Linked DNA regions of Mus musculus: region 1 is linked to region 2. A link is a loop called in an ENCODE intact Hi-C map of the cell type or tissue named here. Cell type or tissue: gastrocnemius. All regions are shown on one strand. Each heading gives the region's core, and the rest is flanking DNA. Links, peaks and the distances in the headings are about the cores only.

Region 1 (9,941 bases), core at 1,048-9,047, 53 kb before region 2:
TCCTCCGTGTCAGAGGAGGAGCTCAGGGAGCTCGCCTCACTGCTGTCGTCTTCCCCACAGACCGCTCGGGAATGGAGAATTCCGCTTCGGTGGAGCAGCTCCAGGAGACGCTGCTGCGGGCTCTTCGGGCTCTGGTGCTGAAGAACCGGCCCTCGGAGACTTCCCGCTTCACCAAGCTGCTGCTCAAGCTGCCGGACCTGCGGACCCTGAACAACATGCATTCCGAGAAGCTGCTGTCCTTCCGGGTGGACGCCCAGTGACCCGCCCGGCCGGCCTTCTGCCGCTGCCCCCTTGTACAGAATCGAACTCTGCACTTCTCTCTCCTTTACGAGACGAAAAGGAAAAGCAAACCAGAATCTTATTTATATTGTTATAAAATATTCCAAGATGAGCCTCTGGCCCCCTGAGCCTTCTTGTAAATAACTCTTCCCCCACCCCCACCGCCATGCTCCCATCCTCCCCTATTTAAACCACTCTTGCTCTCTCCACCCTCCTCTGGCCCCTCGATTTGTTCTGTTCCTGTCTCAAATCCAATAGTTCACAGCTGAGCTGGCTTCTGTGATGTGTGCTCGTTTGGGGAATTGGGGTGGGGGTGGGGGACTACTGCCAAGGGGGTGTGGGGGGGGGGGAAGACACCTCTCCATCTGGTCAGCTTGTGGGGTGGGTACTCTGCCAGCAGATGGGAGAATATGGGGAAACAGCACGCAAGTCTAAGGGGGGGTGCCCAAGGGGGTTATTTTCATCATATATTTATTACATAAATATATAGTAAAATAGACGAGCAACAATTACCATAAAAATATCTTTCTTTAAAATCCTGACCCAAAACACAACGGGGTGAAAAATTCGCACATAACAGACATACTGATTGTCAACTGTGGGGCAGGAGGAGGAGCCCCTCAAGTCACCCCTGCCGGTCCCACCCATCTCTGGGGAAAGGACCTATCTCCTTCCCTGTTTCTAGCCACAACCCCTCCCCCCACCTCAGCACCAGCTTCTCATACATTCAGTAGCGCCTCTGGGTAGTGTCCCCCTCCTCCACCCAGGAGTTCCTAGGGCAGGAAGTAATTTCCCCCTTATGGATGGACGGACGGTGTCCATGTCACACGCCCTGCTCTCTCCCAGCCCACCGCCCGGGGAAGGGGTAGGGGCTCCTCCTCCCCCACCCTCCCCAAGTCTGAGCAGGGAGGAGGCTGGATGAGGTATGTGTGTTATAAGTGATGGGGGGGGGGGAATACTGAGATGGAGAGGCAGTGGTAGGGCAGGGTAGTGGTCATGGCTCTGGCACCCCCTTGTCCTGGCCTGGCCCCCCCAACCTTCTCCCAGCAACCCACCCCTCCCATCAATACTGCACCTGCTGCCCCACCCGGCCTGCCCTAGTGCCCCGGGCCAACATTGGGGGAAGGCATGCTAAGCACCCATGCCAAGGCCATCCCCCCATTAGCACCAATGGCCCCCAGGAGAGGGCCCTGTCCCCCACTTCCATGGCAGGGACTGGGACAGCTGCCTCTCTAGAGCAGGTGCGTGGCACTCCTGAGTCTCTCTGGCTCCTCCCACAACGTAGACTCACTCATCCACTCACACGAAGGAACACACACATACACTCCACATCACTGAGGGGGAGGGGAAGGGCTGAGGGGCAGGGGCTCACAGCTCATATGATTGGGGGGAGGGGGGAATTCCCAAGTGCCTATAAGAGGCCATGCCTATGGCTGAGAATGGGAATGGAGGGGAGTGGAGTCAGGGGAAGAAGGGAGACAGCAGGCAGGTCAGGAACTCCACTGAGTCCCCAGGTATGGGAGGGAAGTATGAGAGTATTATCCATGGGACTGGAGGAATACAGAAATCAGTACCCCGGGAGAGAGAGAAAAGAAGATAGAGATGAAGATAGCACAGGTGGCCCAGGGGCCCCAAGGAGTGGGGCAGGCACATGCACAGGTGACAGGAGATGCTCCTCCAGGCCCTCTGCCCAGTTGGAACACCTGAACAGTGGCAAAGGACACTGCCTGGGAACAGCAAAGCATTGCCTTCCACGTGTGTGTGTGTGTGTGTGTGTGTGTGTGTGTGTGTGTGTGTGTGTGTGTGTGTGTGTGTGTGTGTGTGTGTGTGTGTGTGTAGGGGCTGTGGCAGGCTGAGGGTCAGAGTGGGGTGGCAGGTTCCCCACTGCTTAAGACATTTTTGCCCCAATAGTGCAAAGCGCAGGAAGCCCTGGCACCCCTCCCCCGCCCCCTGCCCCATTCCCCATGGCTTCCGGGGGGCATCTATGTCCACCCATCCATCCCTGCCGACATGCAGCCCTGAGCCCAGGGCCACTGGTCTGCTCTGTTCCTCCTCCTCCTCCCTTCCCTTCCACTCTGGGAGGGCCACCTCCTCCCTCCCTCTCTCTCTTTCTCTCTCTCTCTGCAGAGGAGTGGGCTGTTAGCCAAAGGGAGGAGGAGGAGGAGGAGGAGGAGGAGGAGGCAGCTCACCCAAGTGCAGACCAACAGAGCACTCCTCACCAAAGGGTGGGAGGTGGCTCAAGCCAAAGTCCCTGAATTAGAAAAGAAGAGGGGAGAGGGGTTCCCAGGGGCAGAGGGGTGGCTGGCCTAAAGAGCTTCAAAAAAAATGGGAGGAGAGCCAACTGTCTCCTCCCCTGGGCCCCAGCTAAGTGCCACTGATAGAAACACCCCCCACTGCATGCCAACCTGCCCTATGTCTGGCTAGCGCATCAGTGGGAGTCAGGAAGGAGAGCAAAGGGAGCCCCGAAGACAGACAGGAAACAAGAGTCCCACAGGGGTGGAGGTTCTGGGAGACACACATGTCCACCCCACCCCACCCCAACAGCAGCATCTGGATTGTAGCTAATACTGCAGGATATGAAGAGGGAAGGAGCCCGGGCCACAGTTTTTCCTGTGTGGGTGTCAAGGTATGGGGTGGGGGGACAGGAGGCCCCTGGGGCTGGGCACTTGAAAGGGGAGCTGTGTGGGCAACAGGGCAGGCTGGTGAGGGGCCAGCTGGCATCCAGCGTGAGAGGTAGATGGAACTCAGCGGGCACAAGTGGCAGAGAGCAGAAGTACTGGGGTGCGGTGCCAAAGGGGCACGAGGGTGGGGGGCAAGGCAAGGGGGTTGCCGGGACCCTGTTGTATCCTCTCACAGCTCTGGGCGGCAGCCCTACCTCTGTAGGTCTGCCTGGGGCATTTCTCTCTGGGGGTCGGAAGGGCAGCTCTCAAAGTGCATGGGGGTGGGAAGGGCAGGGTTAAGGGGGGGGGAATCCTTCCCCTTGGGCCAGCCTCAGCTAATAACTTAATATCATCTCTCGCTCTCTCGCTCTCTCTCTCTAACGCTCTCTTTTTTTGTCTTTTTGTTTTTGTTTTTTGTTTTTTTTTTCTGTCTAGTTTTTCTTCATTTATATTCTCCCCTTGCTTGGTTTCCAAAGTGCAGTTAGGATGACTACCATTTTTTTTTAGCCTCCAGGGGAGGAGCTAAGCCAAGCCAAGCCAAGCCAAGCTGTCCTTTGCACCCAGGACCCAGGTATTTGGGGAAGTAGAGACCTGTGGCCTGAAGGGAAATCTAGGCCAAGGAACTTGGCAGGGCTCTCTGTGTGTATAGGGGTGAGTAAGGGCACCTGCCCCTACTCCTCATTCCTCCTGACCCTACAGTCAAGATGGCATGTCCCTCTCAATTCTTCCTACTTCCCTTCCCCTACTTTTTTTAGAGGTTGGGGTCCCAGAGACTCTAGAACTTGGGTCCTAGCCTCCCATACTGCCTTTCATAGCAAGTTCATTTATGGCCCTGTCCAAGGGCTGGAGGGTCTGAGGGGGCTGGGCAGTGCAGGGGTGTATGGGAGCTGCATCTATCCAAGGATGGGAGGAAGGAGAGAAGAGATGGGGGTTCTCCCTCAGCCCCCAGCTCTGTCCCTTCTCTCCAGGCTCCTCCCCACCAGCTCCGCACACCCTCTGGCCGCCTGAGGCTTTAGACTTCCTGATCCTCAAAGACCTCCAGGAAGAGTGGGGGGAAGAGTTCGGTGGGGCACTCGACTTTCATGTGGAGGAAGCGGCTGGCGTGGCAGGCCCCGATCATGCGGAGGTCAGTCACCTTCATCAGCAGCTTGGGCCAGAAGTGCGGAATGTTGTGTTTGCGGTGGTTGACGTAGTGCTCAAACGCCAGCAGGTAGGCCTCCTGACTCTTCTCGATCTTGTCCACGCACAGCAGGCCGGAGCGGTCTGCAGGGAGCAAAGAGAGGCATGAGGCCCGAGGACAAGAGGGTCTAGGAAAGCCGCAGGAGAAAGCATGATGGGATACTGAGGCAGAGAGACTGGGAGGGATCAAGGGGAGAAAATAGCACTGAGGGACGAGGGTAGTAGCAGGAGGAGGTGGCTGGGGCTCAGGGAGGGACACTGAGGACCTGCGGCCATGAAGCAATCCATAAGGAAGATAGTGAAATCGAAAGACGGCAGAGAGGAGAGGGAGGCTGGAAACAGAAAACGAATGGGCAGAGAGAGGATTGGTAGTGAGAGGCAATAAGTAAGCCTGGAACCAAACAGGAGGGCAAAGAAAATAGAATAGAGCATAGGCTAGCAGGGCAGGGGATTGTAGGGGTCATAGAGAGTCAGCCTGGGAGGGAAGGGGTGAGACAGAACCTATGCAAAACTAAGGAGAGAGGCAAGCAAGAGCCCTGGGAACTTGTGGCACCTCTCAGCCACAGCAAGATACCTGTTGACATTAGCAGCACAGCCTGCAGCAGAGCCACTTCCGTGTCATCCAGGTTAAAGGCAGAGAGTGACTTGCCCAGTTCAAAGATGGCGTCAGAGACCACACCCAAGCCACCATTCTTGAGCTGTTCCCGCTTAACCGCCATCTCCCCACTCAGGGTCAGGGTGTCACTCTCAGGGTCGTAGCGGACAGCTGCCCGCAGGGACATGATCTCCATGCAGCAGCCCTTCAGGAGGATGATCTGGTCTTCGCAAGGCAGCTGTGGAACAGCAGGATCACAGAGCACTTCAGTGCATCCTCTCCACACCCCACAGTCTCCCCCACCCTGTGCTGGGCTGAGCCCGCCCCTCCTGCACTGTTGCACTTAAACCTCACAGCTATGTCTAAGGGTGTGGTCCCATCATTCTCCCAGTCTCCTTCAGAAACTGAAGTACAGAACACGTAGGTAACTTGGCCAAGGTCCCACAGCTAGTACAGCAGCCTGTTTCTAGTTAGTGCTAGGCAGAATGAAGAGATGAGTCATGCTGCCTGCAGATAGAATAGGAGTGTGTGTGTGTGTGTGTGTGTGTGTGTGCATACACGCATGTGCTGAATATCTATAGATCTATAAGAATCACTCCATGTCCAGAGAACATGAGAAGAATACCCAGTGAGGCTCTGTGACCTGGGAAGTGACCCGAGACTCTCTCTAACAAGTCTCTCCTTCCATCTGCCACTCACCTCGGAGAACATGGGCAGTTTTTTGGCAAAGTCCACCACGCGCGTGATGGCCGGGGTGATGATCTTGGTAAACTCGCTGAAGGCCTCTAGGTCTACCTTGTCTCCGTCCGGCATGGAGACAATAGGTGACTGGCCAATGTCATCCGGCTAGAGGGAGAGAGACGAGGGTCAGCTGGGGCTGCAGACCCCTTTCACCCGCTCACGGAGACTCCCTACCCACCAGGGGGAGCTCCAAGGCAGCTTGGGGGGGGGGAAAGTCCCAGCGGAGCCTGCTAGACAGCTCTGCCTCTGCCTCAAGGCTTCAACATTAGGGGAAGAGGATAGACCAGAGCCAGCATTTCAGACTTACTAATGCTGATAATGGTGTGGACAGTAGTTAATAAATTGCAATAAAAACACAGCCGTCATGCCTGAAAGCATGATACCAGGCTGTAGGCTGGTTGCCTGCTCTACATAGCTCCTTTTGGTTTTTTTTGTTTGTTTGTTTTTTCGAGACAGGGTTTCTCTGTATAGCCCTGGCTGTCCTGGAGCTCACTTTGTAGACCAGGCTGGCCTCAAACTCAGAAATCGCCTGCCTCTGCCTCCCGAGTGCTGGGATTAAAGGTGTGCACCACCACGCCCGGCTCTACATAGCTCCTTTTAATCCTTGCTGCAAATCTATATGGAAAACAGAATCACCAACACTTCTGGGTTCAGCATAGCTCAGTTGTATGGCCAGAGTCACACAACGAGTCCTTTGCAAACACATCTGCTTGGTGTTGGGTAACTTAGTGCATTTTCCATCCCTTAGCATTCTCTACTAGGGAACCAGGCCCCGTTGGCCCATCTCCTTCCAAACTGATCACCCACTTGGCAGTCGGTTCTGTGAGGGTTGAATACAACACCTGGACCCTGCAGGTGTCCCATAATACTGTTATGTGACTATGTCCTCAGTCCCTGTGGGTTAGCCCCGCCCTGGAATCTAGAGGATTGGACCCAGTTCTCATGGAGCACCCCATTAGATGGGACAGGCAGGCCCTAGAAAGCAAAGGCATGTGTACAAGTGTACAAACTCTAAACTGCCAACAGGGACAGAGTACCAGCTTTGGGCTGAACCAAACCAAGGTTTCCAAGGGAATTTTCAATGCGCATGCCTTCTTACCAGGAATTTTCGCCTCTGTTTCCAATGGCTGCCCTGGGCGTTAGTGCTGCGATGGGCCTCTGTAGCAACATGTATCAGGTCCCACTCTTCAGGAGTGGGCTCTGGTCGCTGCTGCAGTGAGCGAATCATCTCCTCCTTTCGCCTCCTCTCCCGGTTCTGCTCAATCAGCTTGCGTTTGGCCACCCGCTTCGAATCATCTAGAACCACTGTTTATGGAAAAAAAAAAAACCACTTTGCATGGCAAACCCCCTCCCAAGCTCAGAAATTACACACTCTAGTACAAATGTCAAGTGACTTCCCAAATCACTTAGCAATAGGGTGGCACAATACAAACCATGTTTAATCACTGGGACCAAGTCAACTCCAAGTAGGTTGGTCCAAGGAAAGACAGGTTCTGATTTGAGCTGTGGGGGACTTGCTAACCAACCTACAGTCGAGGAAAGAGCCCTTCCTCATTTGGATGTGCCTTCCCTGGGAAGCAGGAACCTTACTAGGCTCAGCGCACAGGAGTTTTTACTCAACAACTCCCTTTCTAAAGTCTTCAAACGGCAAGAAGCATCTAGACTACACAGGAGGGGCTGGAGAGATGGCTTAGCAGTTAAGAGCACCATCTGCTCTTCCAGAGGTTCTGAGTTCAATTCCCAGCAACCACATGGTGGCCCACAACCATCTGTAATGGGATCTGATGCCCTCTTCTGGTATACAGGTGTACATACAGATAGAGCACTTATATATATAAAATAAATTAAAAAAAAAAAAAAAAAAAAAGACTACACAGGACTTCTATTTCTTTTGGTGGTATGAGGGTACCAAATGGGATTTGGGATGAAGCCTAACCTGGACTGGCTACCCCTCGGCCGCTACCCCTCAGCCCAGCTCCACTGCCCCACGGGTGCCTCTTACAGTCCATGGCCATGCCCACAGCAATGCACTTCTTGAAGCGGCACAGCTGGCACTGATTCCGGGTGATCTTGTCGATGACACAGCAGCTGTCATACTTGCAGGAATAGGTGGGATGGAGATTCTTCTGGATTGTGCGGCGAAAGAAGCCCTAGGGTGGAGGCATCGGAAGCAGGGTGCATCAGTAAGGCTTCCTCTCCTGAGCCAACTACACAGGTGACTGAGGAGGGGAGGGGCAAGGGAAGTCAGTGTCACCTGGCATCCTCAGGTCACTGTGGGGCCAGAATTGCTGGACCCTGCCAGGCCAAAGAGACCCAAAGAACCCCATGTCCTTACCCTCAGGCTGCAGAGGGATGAGGGATGTCTATACTGGCAGAAGTAAGAACAGTGAGTGTGGTAGTCAGCACGGGGCCTGGCCTGGGCTGCCGTGGGATGCGGTGAGGCCTTAGAAGTCTACTCTAAAGAATTTGTTAAATGTATTATGCAGGGTAGTGGTGCCACAGGCCTTTAATCTCAGCACTCAGAAGGCAGTGGCAAGTGGATCTCTTATGAGCTCAAGGCCAGCCTGATCTACAAAGCAAGTTCCAGAACAGCCAAAACCAAAACCAAAACCAAACCAAAATAACAACAAAAGTAGTATATAGCCGGGCAGGGGTAGCACACGCCTTTCATCCCAGCACTTGAGAGGCAGAGGCAGGCTGATTTCTGAGTTTGAGGCCAGCCTGGTCTACAGAGTGAGTTCCAGGACAGCCAGGGCTATACAGAGAAACTCTGTCTCGGAAAACCAAAAAAAAAAAAGCATTATATATTTTTCAAGACAAAGAGCCTCACGAAGTCCAGGCTGCACTCAGACTCGCTATGTAGCCAAGTATGACCTTGAGCTTCTGACCTCTGGAGTGGCAGGATTGTAGACATGTGTTATCACAGCTGGTTTATGTGGTGCTGGGGATGGGACCCAGGCTTTGTGAACTCGAAGGAAACAGTCAACCATCAGCGCTACATCGCCAGCCCTAGAAAGTCCGGTTCATATCTTGGCCATCTTGCTTAATGACTCTACAGGCAATGCTGATCCCAAAAGCATTCTCATAGACACCATTTTGCCTATTACCCTTGCAAATGCAATTTATAAAATAGTATTCAAGAGAATGCAGAGTGGGAACATTCATTGCTTGTAAGCTTTCCTCCTCCTTCTTCTTCTTCTTCTTCTTCTTCTTCTTCTTCTTCTTCTTCTTCTTCTTCTTCTTCTTCTTCTTCTTTTTCTTCTTCTTCTTCTTCTTCATCTTTTCTTCTTCTTCTACTACTACTACTACTACTACTACTAACTACTACTACTACTAAATTGTTGCATTAGTCTTTGCTTTAAAGGAAGCACTTGAAGAATCAGGATGAGAGCAAGGTGAGTTCGAATACCTGCTGAACCTTACTTTGTGATGGGCATGTGGCACGTGCCTTTCATGTGTGTTAAATTTAATCTCCACGTCAAAACTGGGCTTTCTCTAGAAGACACTGAGATCTGAGAGTCCAGATCTAGGGTGAATTAAAGTTATTGTACCAAGATACAGAGTCCTGGACTTCATTCTAAATTTATAAAAGCAAGCTCTAGAAGTGGAGAGGGGCACCTCTGTCTTTGGGGCATGTTCCCTTGTGACCTAGCTGTCTGTCCTTGAAGCCGAGGGTTCTTGTTCTTGGCTATGTTGCTACTATCATTTCTAGGAACATGGCTATGAAACTTGGGATCTCGACTGGTTTTTGGTCTGGCTGACATTAAGAGAAACTTCAAGCTTCTGCATTGTGTGTGTGTATGCCTTTGTGTGTTAGTCCGAGAGAGGTTTTTTGGTTTGGGTTTGGTTTTGGTTTTTTGAGACAGGGTTTTTTCCTGTGTAGCCTTGGCTGTCCTGGAACTCACTCTGTAGACCAGGCTAGCCCCAAACTCAGAGATCTGCCTGCCTCTGCCTCTTGAGTGCTGGAATTAAAAGTGTGTGCCACGGGGCTGGAGAGATGGCTCAGTGGTTAAGAGCACTGATTACTCTTCCAGAGGTCCTGAGTTCAATTCCCAGCAACCACATGGTGGCTCACAACCATCTGTAATGGAATCTGACGCCCTCTTCTGGTGTGTCTGAAGACAGCTACAATGTACTCATATAAATAAAACTTAAAAAAAAAAAAGTGTGTGCCACCACTGCTGGACTTGAGAGATGGTCTTATGTAGCCCAGGCATAGGTTTAGGATGGCCTTGAACTTCTAATCCTTCTGCTTCCATCTTCTGAATATGGGGCTATAGGCATGTGCCACCATGCCTGGTCTCACTTTTAAATGATCTCCTTCTGGAAAGACCTGTACCTGCAGGAGGTGGTGGTCCCAGAAAAGCCATACAGGTTGAAACAGGTTGTATCTAATAGGCTTTTCCAAGTCTGTGGCCTTTGATCCTCTGCTAAAAAGAACCTTTGGCAATCTTCTCCTCTATGTCCCCATCATGACCCTTCAGCAC
Region 2 (9,941 bases), core at 1,271-9,270:
CCTCAAACTCAGAGATCCACCTGCCTCTGCCTCCCAAGTGCTGGGATTAAAGGCGTGAGCTCTTCTTGATTCCCTGGTGGACCACAGATGCCAGTCTCACACAGTTTTTGCCATCTGACCTCCAGATCTTGGTTCTGAGCTGGAACCCTGCTGTGTAGTCACAGCCTGGTTCTTGGAGCCTGTAGACGGGGAGGAGCCTCTTACATCACCCTTGGATTTCCTACAGCATATCCCCACACCTCTCTTTGTCCTGGAAATCTGGAAAGCTTGCTTTGTGGGACTCATTGAGTCCCCCGAGGGCACGCAGGAGCTGAAGTGGACAGCTTTCACCTACCTCAAGGTACCTGGTGACGTGGGAGCTGGGAGAACCAGTTGAGGGACAGCTCTCAGGAGAAGCAGCAGCGTGCTGGATCTTTGCCCTGTGTGTCCCCCTGCTGGCATTTAGTCTAGCCTCCTGAGTCTCTAGCACAGGCTCAGTTGGTCAGTGTCTCTGAGAGGCTTGGCTGCTTTAGCTACTTGGGGTTCTGCTGCTTGTTCAGCCCGTCCTTAGCCAGGTTAGTTCTGGTCACCTAAGAGAGCCAGGGACGGTGGCCCCAGATTCCCTCTGGACCTCGATTCCAATTTGCTGTTAGGATTTCCTTGTTGAGGCAGCAGAAGTGGGGGGCCCGTGTCCTATAGGCCAAGAGACATAGGGTGCTCAGGTACCCGTGTGTAGGCTTACAAATTATTCAGAGTACTGTCTGAGCCCCAAGAACCCTCCCACCTCAGTGCCCACAGCAGGGGATGCGCGGGCTTCTGGGATAAGTGAAAGAGAAAAAGGCCATTGATGTGCCTCTCTTCTCCCTCTGTCTAGATTCCACAGGTCTTGGTGAAGTTGAAGAAGTACTTTCATGGAGAGAAGGTGAGTTAGAGTCTGGTGTGAGGGCATGGAAACGGGAGGATGAGCAAGTGCGAGCGAGGGTCTCTCTCTCTCTCTCTCTCTCTCTTTCTCTCTCTCTTTCTCTCTCTCTCTCCCCTCTTTTTCTTTTTGTTTTTCTGAGACAGGGTTTCTCTGTATAGCCCTGGCTATCCTGGAACTCACCCTGTAGACCAGGCTGGCCTCGAACTCAGAAATCCGCCTGCCTCTGCCTCCCGAGTGCCGGGACTAAAGGCGTGTGCTAAGGGTGGGTCTTTTAGGCTGCAGCTGAGTGGTAGTGTGTTCTTGTGCCCAGAGGAAGCTGTGTGGACCCGTGAACCCCGGTGTATGTCCTTGCACGTGCAGTAGAGTAAAGATGGTGGCTTAGGCTGGCTCCCCTCCTCCCCAGCAGAACGATTGCCTGTGATGATCTGGCTAGTGTAATAACCACATAGAGAGTGCTATGCCTCCAACATCCCACGCCTCCTTACTGGGGGCTGGTGGTGGTCACAGCGGGCTTTCTCTCTTACTGAGCAAGGTGTCCTTGTAACGCTGCTCTTCCGGGTTGTGGGGCCCAGGTGGCAGCTTCTGGTCCTTTTTAGGATTTCACGGAGGATGTCAACTGTGCTTTTGAGTTCCTGCTGAAGCTCACCCCCTTGTTGGACAAAGCTGACCAGCGCTGCAAGTACGAGCCCCCCACCCCACCCCGCTCAGCCCATTTTACTGGAAAGTGTTCTGAGTCCTTCCCCGCTCACTGTTAGATGAGCCGCAGGGAACTCTGTCTTTCTGTTGGACTCTCCCTCTTGGCAGAGGTAGGAGGCAGGAGGCTCATAACTGCCAAGTACCCAGAGCCCTTCTTTCTGCCTTTGGGTGCTTGAGTTTTCTTCACCCTGAAGGAGGGAGGAGACCGGACAGGCACCCCGTGCGTGCCCCAGCTCACCTCAGTCCTCTGGCTTTTCCTTCATAGTTGCGACTGCACGAACTTCCTCCTCCAGGAGTGCAACAAGCAGGGGCTTCTGTCTGAGGTCAACTTTGCCAGCCTTGTGGGCAAACGGTATGTTGCGAGCCCCCTCGGGCCGCCTCCCTCTTGCCAGACTGGTTCCTGGTATCTTTCCCTTCTCTTTGAAGTCTGAGTTGCCAGTGGCTGATGCCTCCTGGGTCGGTCTAGGGAGCAGGACTGCATCAGACGGGAGTTTACCCTCCGCGGCGCTGCTCTTTGACTTGCCCTCCTTTGTGAGCAAAGGCCATAGAGAAAGTCTTCAGTCTTCCATTAGACCTAACTGAACTTTCAAAACGGGTACAACGATACTGACAAATTGAAACAATGGTAATACTGAGAACAGGTTAACTAACGTAAACTTCATTAACTCTCAAGAGTCTTTGTTCTTGTGCCACGCTAAGGGTTAAACCCAGTGTGCTGTGACGTGAGACAAGTGCTGCGGCTGAGCTACTGCCAGCTCCCAGTTGGCTATATGCTTCTGTCTCCTCTCCACCTTTGTTTCTAGAGTCGGATTAGAGAATTTTTTTTTTTCCTTAAAAACGCTGGCTAGCCTCAAATGCAGAGAGGTCTGCCTGCTTCTGCCACTCGAGTGGTTTAAGATTAAGGTGCAAGCTACTACACACGGTGGATTAGAGACTGTATCAAGATTTTTTTTCCTTAGCCAAGTATGAGCCAGGTAGCTTTGAGCTGTAATTCCAACCTTGAGAGGTTGAAACAGGAGAAGTACCTTGAGTTTAAGGTCGGCCTGAGCCACAGTATGAGACCTGCCTTCAAAAAGGAAAAAAATCCTCTTTGTTTCTGTTTTCTTCTCTGGGTGATGACCATAGCACGGCAGATCGGGACCCGCAGCTAAAATCATCAGAAAATGCTAACATCCAGCCGAATCCTGGCCTGATCCTGCGGGCAGAGCCCACGGTCACAAACATTCTCAAGGTGTGTGTGTGCACCCTGCCCGTGCCACTGTAAACTCCCATGCTTCTCTAGCTAAATGAACAGGGCCCACAGACCTCTCTGCTCTCTGGGGAGAGCTGCTTTGGGAGTGGAACAACCGGGGAGGTGAAGGAAGCAGCCACTGCTGAAAGCTGACATTGGTTGCTCTCCCGCTGTGCCCTAGGTGATGTGGCTGGGGCCTCTCCAGACACCACCCCATGAAGGCATAGAAGGGAAGCTCCCAGCCAAATCCTGTCCCCCACCACTGTATCCCACCACCGTATCCCACCCCACCACACCTGTGTAGTTGAGCACAAAGCTCACAGAGTAGGGAGAGATTTTGGCAGTGATCTTCCTGTTCGAGCAGGAAGTGGCAGATTATGTTTGAAGGTGCAGTGTGCCAATCAGCGGACACAGGCAGAGAGAAATGTGTTTAGGCTGTATCTGAGGGTGTCTTCACTGGACTCCCGCCTGTCCCCAGACAATGGATGCAGATCACTCCAAGTCCCCGGAGGGACTGCTAGGGGTCCTGGGACATATGCTGTCTGGGAAGAGCCTGGATTTGCTGCTGGCTGCTGCCGCCGCCACTGGGAAGCTTAAATCCTTCGCCCGGAAATTCATCAAGTGAGTAGAGCTATGCCCTGCTGTGCGATGGGAGGTCGTGTGAGGGTGGAGATGCCTGGATATGGGTTTCCCTTTGAGGTGTACAGACCAGGGCAGAACATCCTAACTAGAAACTGTGACAGACGTGTCACTCGACTGAGAGGTCTTCTCTCTCTCACTGAAGATGGAATAAAGCCGCTTGCAAAGATAATGAGGCCTGTGGCAGGGAGAGGCTGAGGTCTGGAGAGATGGCTCAGCATTTGAGGGCCCTGCTGCTCTCCAAAGGGCCTACTTGGCAGCTCACACTTGTCTGTAACTCCAGTCTCAGGGGCTCCAGTGCCCTCTTCTGGCCTCTGCAGGATCTTGTACACACATGAGATGCATAGCTAACACAGACATGCTTAATGCACATAAAAATAAAAGATAGGGGGCTGGTGAGATGGCTCAGTGGGTAAGAGCACCCGACTGCTCTTCCGAAGGTCCGAAGTTCAAATCCCAGCAACCACATGGTGGCTCACAACCACCCGTAATGAGATCTGATGCCCTCTTCTGGTGCATCTGAAGACAGCTACAGTGTACTTACATATAATAAATAAATAAATAAAATCTAAAAAAAAATAAATAAAAATAAAAGATAAATGAATTTTTAAAAATAAAGCATTGAATAATAGGCATGGAAAAGTTCTTTGGCCCAGTTATTTATTTACTTTTGACATGGGAGCTCTTGTAGCCTGCTCTATCTAGTTTATGGTCTTCGTTTTTTGTTTTATTTTTGTTTTTTCACTGTGTAACAACCCTGACTGTCCTGGAATTTACTTTGTAGACCAGGCTGGCATCAAACGCACAGATCTGCCTCACTCTGCCTCCTGAGTCTTGGGACTAAAGGCGTGTATGACCACGCAGCTAATAATGGGTTCTTAAATTCTGTAACTTTTGGGGGGCTACCTGCAATTTTGTGTGTAGAACATGGTTCCTTACAAATCTTTGGGTCTCACTGTGTAGTCCAAGCTGGCTTCTAATGCTCCGTGTGTTAGCCTCTTCAGTGTTGGGGTAGAGTGTGAGGCACCATGTCCTTTTAATACTAGTGATTTGTTTCTGTAATTATAATACTCATTTTATATTTAAGCTTATAGTTGAGGTTCTAGGGCCCACCCTCTGAATGTGTAGCCCCCTCCCAGGCCCTACCCCCTTCTCCTGTGACACTGCTCAGCCCTCGCTCTGGTTGATGCTACCTGTCTCTGTCCTTCCTACAGTCTGAATGAGTTCACGACCCACGGCAGTGGAGAGAGCAGTAAGTCTGTGTCTATCTGCAGGTCCTATCTGCCCTGAGGAGGGAAGGAAGGGAGGGGCTGCGTCTGCTCATTCTGGGGATGAGGGTAATCCTGGGAAGGGACTCTGCCAAAACCACCCTCTGCCCTTCTCCCAGCTGGACCAGTTTTGACTGGTTTGGGTTCTGGAAATTGTGGATTCCAAGGAAGGGATGATGTTCTTAATAAGACCCAAGAAAAGGATTCTGAGCCTCAGAGCTTTGAAGGAACCGCTTGCTCCCTGACCTTCCTTCAGGAAATCCTGAGCTGGGGTGTAGCCTCCACACTTGGCTACTGTGCATGAGGCCTTCAGTCCCTGGCACCTCCCAATCTATACAGGGCTTGGGGCTCCTGCCCCGGGCCGAGCTTGGCATCTTTCTCTTTCCCACAGCGAAAACAGCCTCGGTCCGAGCCTTGCTCTTTGACATTTCCTTCCTCATGCTATGCCATGTGGCCCAGACCTATGGCTCAGAGGTAAGTGATGAGTGCTGGTGACAGGAAGAGGCCCCAAGTGAGTGGGGCAAAGAGGAAGGAAACGCCAGTAACTCCCTTACTCACCCTTGCCCAGACTGATCTCCCAAGCCAGCCTGTTCTGTTGTCTTCCCATGTCAACAGGTCCTCTCGTGGCAAATTCATGCTGACCACTAGGTGGCAGCACCGCTCCCTGTCTGATTCCCCTGGACAGATTTAGAGTTGACTATGGAAAGGGAATGGCAATAGAGCCCAGTCCCTGGCTAGCTCTGGCAGGTGCCACGCCCTCTTCTCTCAGCTGGTGCCCCTCTGTCTTACCCAGGTGATCCTCTCGGAGTCGAGCTCAGGAGAAGAAGTCCCCTTCTTTGAGACTTGGATGCAGACCTGCATGCCCGAGGAGGGCAAGATTTTGAACCCTGACCATCCCTGCTTCCGCCCTGACTCCACCAAAGTCGAGTCCTTGGTGGCCCTGCTCAACAACTCTTCAGAGATGAAGCTAGTGTCAGTGGTTTAGGTCCTGACCTCGGGTGGTAGGGAGGGGCATTCCAAGGCCCTCCCCCCTAATCCCATCTCATGCTCCCTTGCCATGATGTTCTCCTAATCTTCTCTGTAGACAGATGAAGTGGCACGAGGCCTGCCTCAGCATTTCAGCAGCCATTTTGGAAATCCTCAACGCTTGGGAGAATGGGGTTCTGGCATTTGAGTCCATCCAGGTAGCTCTACCGTTCCTTGAGTCTCTCTGCCTGAGACACGGGGCTGGTCACTGAGAGCTTGTTATTTTGCATACAAACAAATCCTCAAGCTGGAGATCATGTTCTGGTGTTAGTCTTCTATAGTATCCTCCTCTTAGCCACTTCATCCTGTCCAGGTGTCTTTGAGAAAATCAAGTTTATGTTGCAAAGGTGTGAAATGTACCTTGGGATAGCACCTGTGACCCCCAGCTGCCCCCAGAGGCCGTGGGAGTCATGGCCAGGGAGAGGAAGAGAGTCCCCAAGTCATTCCCTTCTCCTCCCCACAGAAAATCACCGATAATATCAAGGGAAAGGTATGCAGTCTGGCGGTGTGTGCTGTGGCTTGGCTCGTGGCCCACGTCCGGATGCTGGGGCTGGATGAGCGTGAGAAGTCACTGCAGATGATCCGCCAGTTGGCAGGGCCACTGTACAGCGAGAACACCCTGCAGTTCTACAATGAGAGGTCAGTGCCCCGGCCTCGGCAGGTGTGCGGTCGGGAGTCGGCACCACCAGGAACAAACATCCCACCCCATGCTCTCGGCCTCCGCTTCCCAGGGAGCCGCTCAGCAACCACTTCCTCCTCCATCCAGGCTCCGACCAGCCCACCGTGCTTAGCTGCTGAGGCAGTGCACATTCAGGGTAGTTGGACTCTCGCTCCCTCCTTCGCCTTCCCCTACCACTCCCTCGCATTCTTAGTCACACATTCACTCAGCTGGCTCAGCAGATGTTTGGTGTGTGTCTCTGTATCGAGAGGGTTTTAATCCCTGTACTTGCCATGCGTGGGAAATACAGACCCCAGACAGCTTGACCTGTGTCCTCCAAGGCTGCAAGTTCCAGAAAACTAGCTGAGGCCAGAGAGCAAAGGGATTGTGTGACTGTGTCACTGTCGAGGAACTCTGAGGCATCTGCAGTTTTTATGGCTTCCCTCCCCCACCCCCAGCTGTCCTGGTGACCATTTCAAGTACTGGCTCTTCAGGGACTTCCGCTACACGGGGCTTGGTGGTGTCTGTTTATTCACCCAACTGATAAGTTGTTTGGCCGTTGGTTTTTAAATATGGCAAGAAACACAATAGGAAATTTACCATTTCAACCGTGTTTATGTATATCGTTCAGGATATGAAACGTGTTGGAATTGTGAAACAGACTTCCAGGCGTTTTTCATCTTGTGTATCTAAGCTTTTAGCCAATAAGCAACTGTCCACCTCCCCTTCTCAGTTCCTGGCAGCTACCACGCGACTCTCTGTCCTTCTGAGCGGCCACGCTAGATACTTCGTATAACTAGAATTACGTAATACCTGCTTTTTCATGACTGACGGACTTTACTCAGCATAATTTCCTCAAAATTCATTCATACTCTGGCATGTGACCGGATTTCCTTCCTTTTAAGGCTGAGTAACATGGCATATCCATGCCCCTCGGGGCTCCCAACCCACCCTCAAGGGGACTTGGAGAGTGGTGCCATGACTGTGGGGAGGAGGCTGGCTTACAGGATAGCTGAGGAGGGTGCTTTCTGGGGGACATGTGGAAACAGCTGAAGCAAAGCTGGGGGAGGCTCTGTAAGATCATATTTGGGCTCCCCTGCCTGTGGGACATCATCCAAATCAGGCGCATACGTGCGCACGCGCATACACACACACACACACACACACATGGCCACAGTGGGGATCCTAGCTCCCTTGTGAAGGTAGAGGAGGGGCTATGCAAGTCAAGGCTGCCTTCCCTGCCCTCCTGACATCCCAGCACTCGGTACTTAGACCCCAGCTGTGGTCACAGCCCCAGATGTTCCCAAGAGGGTTCCAGGCTATACACACTTTGCCCAGCTACCCGGGGCCGGGAAGTGTCTTGCGGGGCGGTCTAAAGGCCTCTCCTGGAAGTTACAGTGTACTTTGGGCGGAGGCCAGGGCTGGGTTAGACCCTCCTCCCCCCAGTACTCAGCTTAAGTGGAAGTGATTGTGTTTTACTTATGACCCTGATTTGGCAGAGCTCGGGCCTGGGGGATGGGAAAAGTTGGCGGAGGAGAGGGAGAAACAGAATAGAGTCTGAATAGATTGATGGAACCTGTAAGAGAAGAAATCTCTGGCCTGTGCCTCTCCTAGGCATCTTGCCCGGCCAGTAAGCTCTTCATCGGTAGTGGGTTGTATTGTTGTGTCTCCCCCAGCGTGCGGTGGGTCTCATTCCTCAGCCGTGTTTCCGTAACCCAATCCCAGGGGTAATGCCTGCATGTACCCTCCCTGCTCCCCTAGGGTGGTGATTATGAACTCAATCTTGGAACACATGTGTGCGGACGTGCTCCAGCAGACAGCCACGCAGATCAAGTTTCCATCCACAGGCGTGGACACGATGCCCTACTGGAACCTGCTTCCTCCCAAGCGCCCCATCAAGGAGGTCCTGACAGACATCTTTGCCAAGGTACTGGAGAAGGGCTGGGTGGACAGCCGCTCCATCCACATCCTTGACACCCTGCTGCATATGGGCGGCGTCTACTGGTTCTGCAACAACCTGATTAAGGTACTTGGGCTGGGTGCATGTGGACAGCCATGTGGATGGGGTGGTAGACATGGTTGGCTGGGATAGGCCAGGCTTCTCTGAGAGGTTGCTAGAAACTGGGTGGTCTCCTGAGGAGACAGAGGTAGGACCTCACCTCAGAGAAGCACCTTGGGGGTTGGGGCCAAAAGCACCTTTGGCTGGAGGGGTGGCTAGGGTCTGAGCCAGCAGCCCCTCAGTAGCCACTTGCCTGCCTCTCAGGAGCTGCTGAAGGAGACTCGCAAGGAGCACACGTTAAGGGCGGTCCAGCTTCTCTACTCCATCTTCTGTCTGGACATGCAGCAAGTGACCCTGGTCCTGCTGGGTCACATCCTGCCCGGGCTGCTTACTGACTCTTCCAAGTGGCACAGCCTTATGGACCCTCCTGGCACTGCGCTGGCCAAGTAGGGTTCTCTCCAGAGCCTTCCTGGGGTCCCCCCTCGTGCCCCAAGCATCTAGCATCCAGATTCAGTCACGTCAGCCTTGGTGCCACCCAGGCAGCTGGGCTGTGGGTGGGAGTGAGGGGTTGAAGGGGCTTCTTCACCATGAGCGTGGAGCTTCTGGGCCCAGCTTAACTATGCCTTCCTCCTGGCTCCTTTTGCTAGACTGGCTGTGTGGTGTGCCCTGAGCTCTTACTCTTCCCACAAGGGACAGGCGTCCTCCCGCCAGAAGAAGAGACACAGAGAGGACATTGAGGTAGGCTGCTGCTGGCTTGGTCATATGTGCACGCAGCAAGCATTTTCTGATGGCTTAAAGTAGAGTTGCCTTGCCAGGCAGAGGTTGGGGCTAAGGTCAGCTGTGCTTGGCCTGTCTGATTGGTCAGGGTCTAGAGGAGAGACTTGAGTGGGCCCCTGAGTGTCCTTGATGGGGGAGGTCTTTTTCTGCTCACCGGGCAGAGATTGGGGTATGGGAGGGGTCACCACTGGTAGCGCTGGCCAAGGATTGTAGAGAGCTCACTTCTCCAGTCAGATCTGCCCTCCAGTCCTCTCCAGCTCCTGGAGACCTAGGCCGTCAGGCATGTGACAGTGACCCATGTCTCCCAGGACTATGTCAGCCTCTTCCCCGTGGAGGACATGCAGCCCTCGAAGCTGATGCGACTCCTGAGCTCCAGTGACGATGATGCCAACATCCTGTCAAGTCCCAGTGAGTGCTGGGGGTGTCCCGGGCCTGCCTAGGACTCACCCCTCCCTGACGAGCTGCCTTGGTTTCTGGCTGATGGCCGTCTGGCTGTCAGCAGAGCAGGAGCCTGCACCTCTCTGTCCCTAGTCGGGGCTCTGTCGCTTGCTAGTGGGGACAGGACCTGAAGCTGTCCTCCAAGGTCCCTCCAAACCCCTCAGGTGCTCCTCCCTTGTCACCACTGGAAGGGTGGCGAGGCACCCAGTGAGTTCCCAGCTTGTACTAGTGACTCACCCCCTCTCCCTTCCTTCCTAACCCAGAGAGACATGCCCTGTGGCTGAATACCGGCCCCACCAGGCTGCAAC

The links. A loop is a pair of places that touch in the nucleus more often than their neighbours do. Peaks named below come from ENCODE experiments on the same cell type or tissue, not always from the same donor. Only the 100,000 strongest peaks of a DNase experiment are listed, where the experiment ranks them.
Region 1: a loop joins it to region 2, with 1.9 times the contacts of the local background. A loop is called at or near these places in 15 of 42 quality-filtered maps.

Annotation. Positions count from the first base shown.
Region 1 is chr11:98,758,539-98,768,479 of GRCm38, reverse strand. It overlaps Thra (thyroid hormone receptor alpha), which reads right to left. Exons shown (of 10, transcript NM_001313983.1): 5 at 7,457-7,604; 6 at 6,554-6,759; 7 at 5,413-5,559; 8 at 4,693-4,951; 9 at 4,075-4,202; 10 at 1-323. It overlaps Nr1d1 (nuclear receptor subfamily 1, group D, member 1), which reads left to right. Exons shown (of 8, transcript NM_145434.4): 8 at 61-548. The coding sequence ends at 260. Among named protein-coding and RNA genes, the nearest start is that of Nr1d1, 12 kb to the left of the region's middle. In gastrocnemius, for the core only: a CTCF peak has its summit at 5,623 (motif pointing right); DNase peaks (open chromatin) are centred at 2,403, 2,616, 2,999, 5,611 and 2 more places; H3K4me3 peaks cover 777 bases; H3K27ac peaks cover 5,206 bases.
Region 2 is chr11:98,706,041-98,715,981 of GRCm38, reverse strand. Med24 (mediator complex subunit 24) reads left to right here. Exons shown (of 26, transcript NM_011869.3): 9 at 227-340; 10 at 854-901; 11 at 1,498-1,580; 12 at 1,863-1,949; 13 at 2,723-2,828; 14 at 3,307-3,449; 15 at 4,682-4,719; 16 at 5,127-5,209; 17 at 5,529-5,707; 18 at 5,820-5,919; 19 at 6,225-6,400; 20 at 8,181-8,445; 21 at 8,683-8,864; 22 at 9,066-9,156; 1 more. LOC115487912 (a small nucleolar RNA gene) reads left to right here and starts at 4,893; the gene lies at 4,893-4,996. In gastrocnemius, for the core only: CTCF peaks have their summits at 3,788 (motif pointing left) and 5,376 (motif pointing right); DNase peaks (open chromatin) are centred at 5,121, 5,395, 6,340, 7,842 and 1 more place; H3K4me3 peaks cover 2,251 bases; H3K27ac peaks cover 4,165 bases.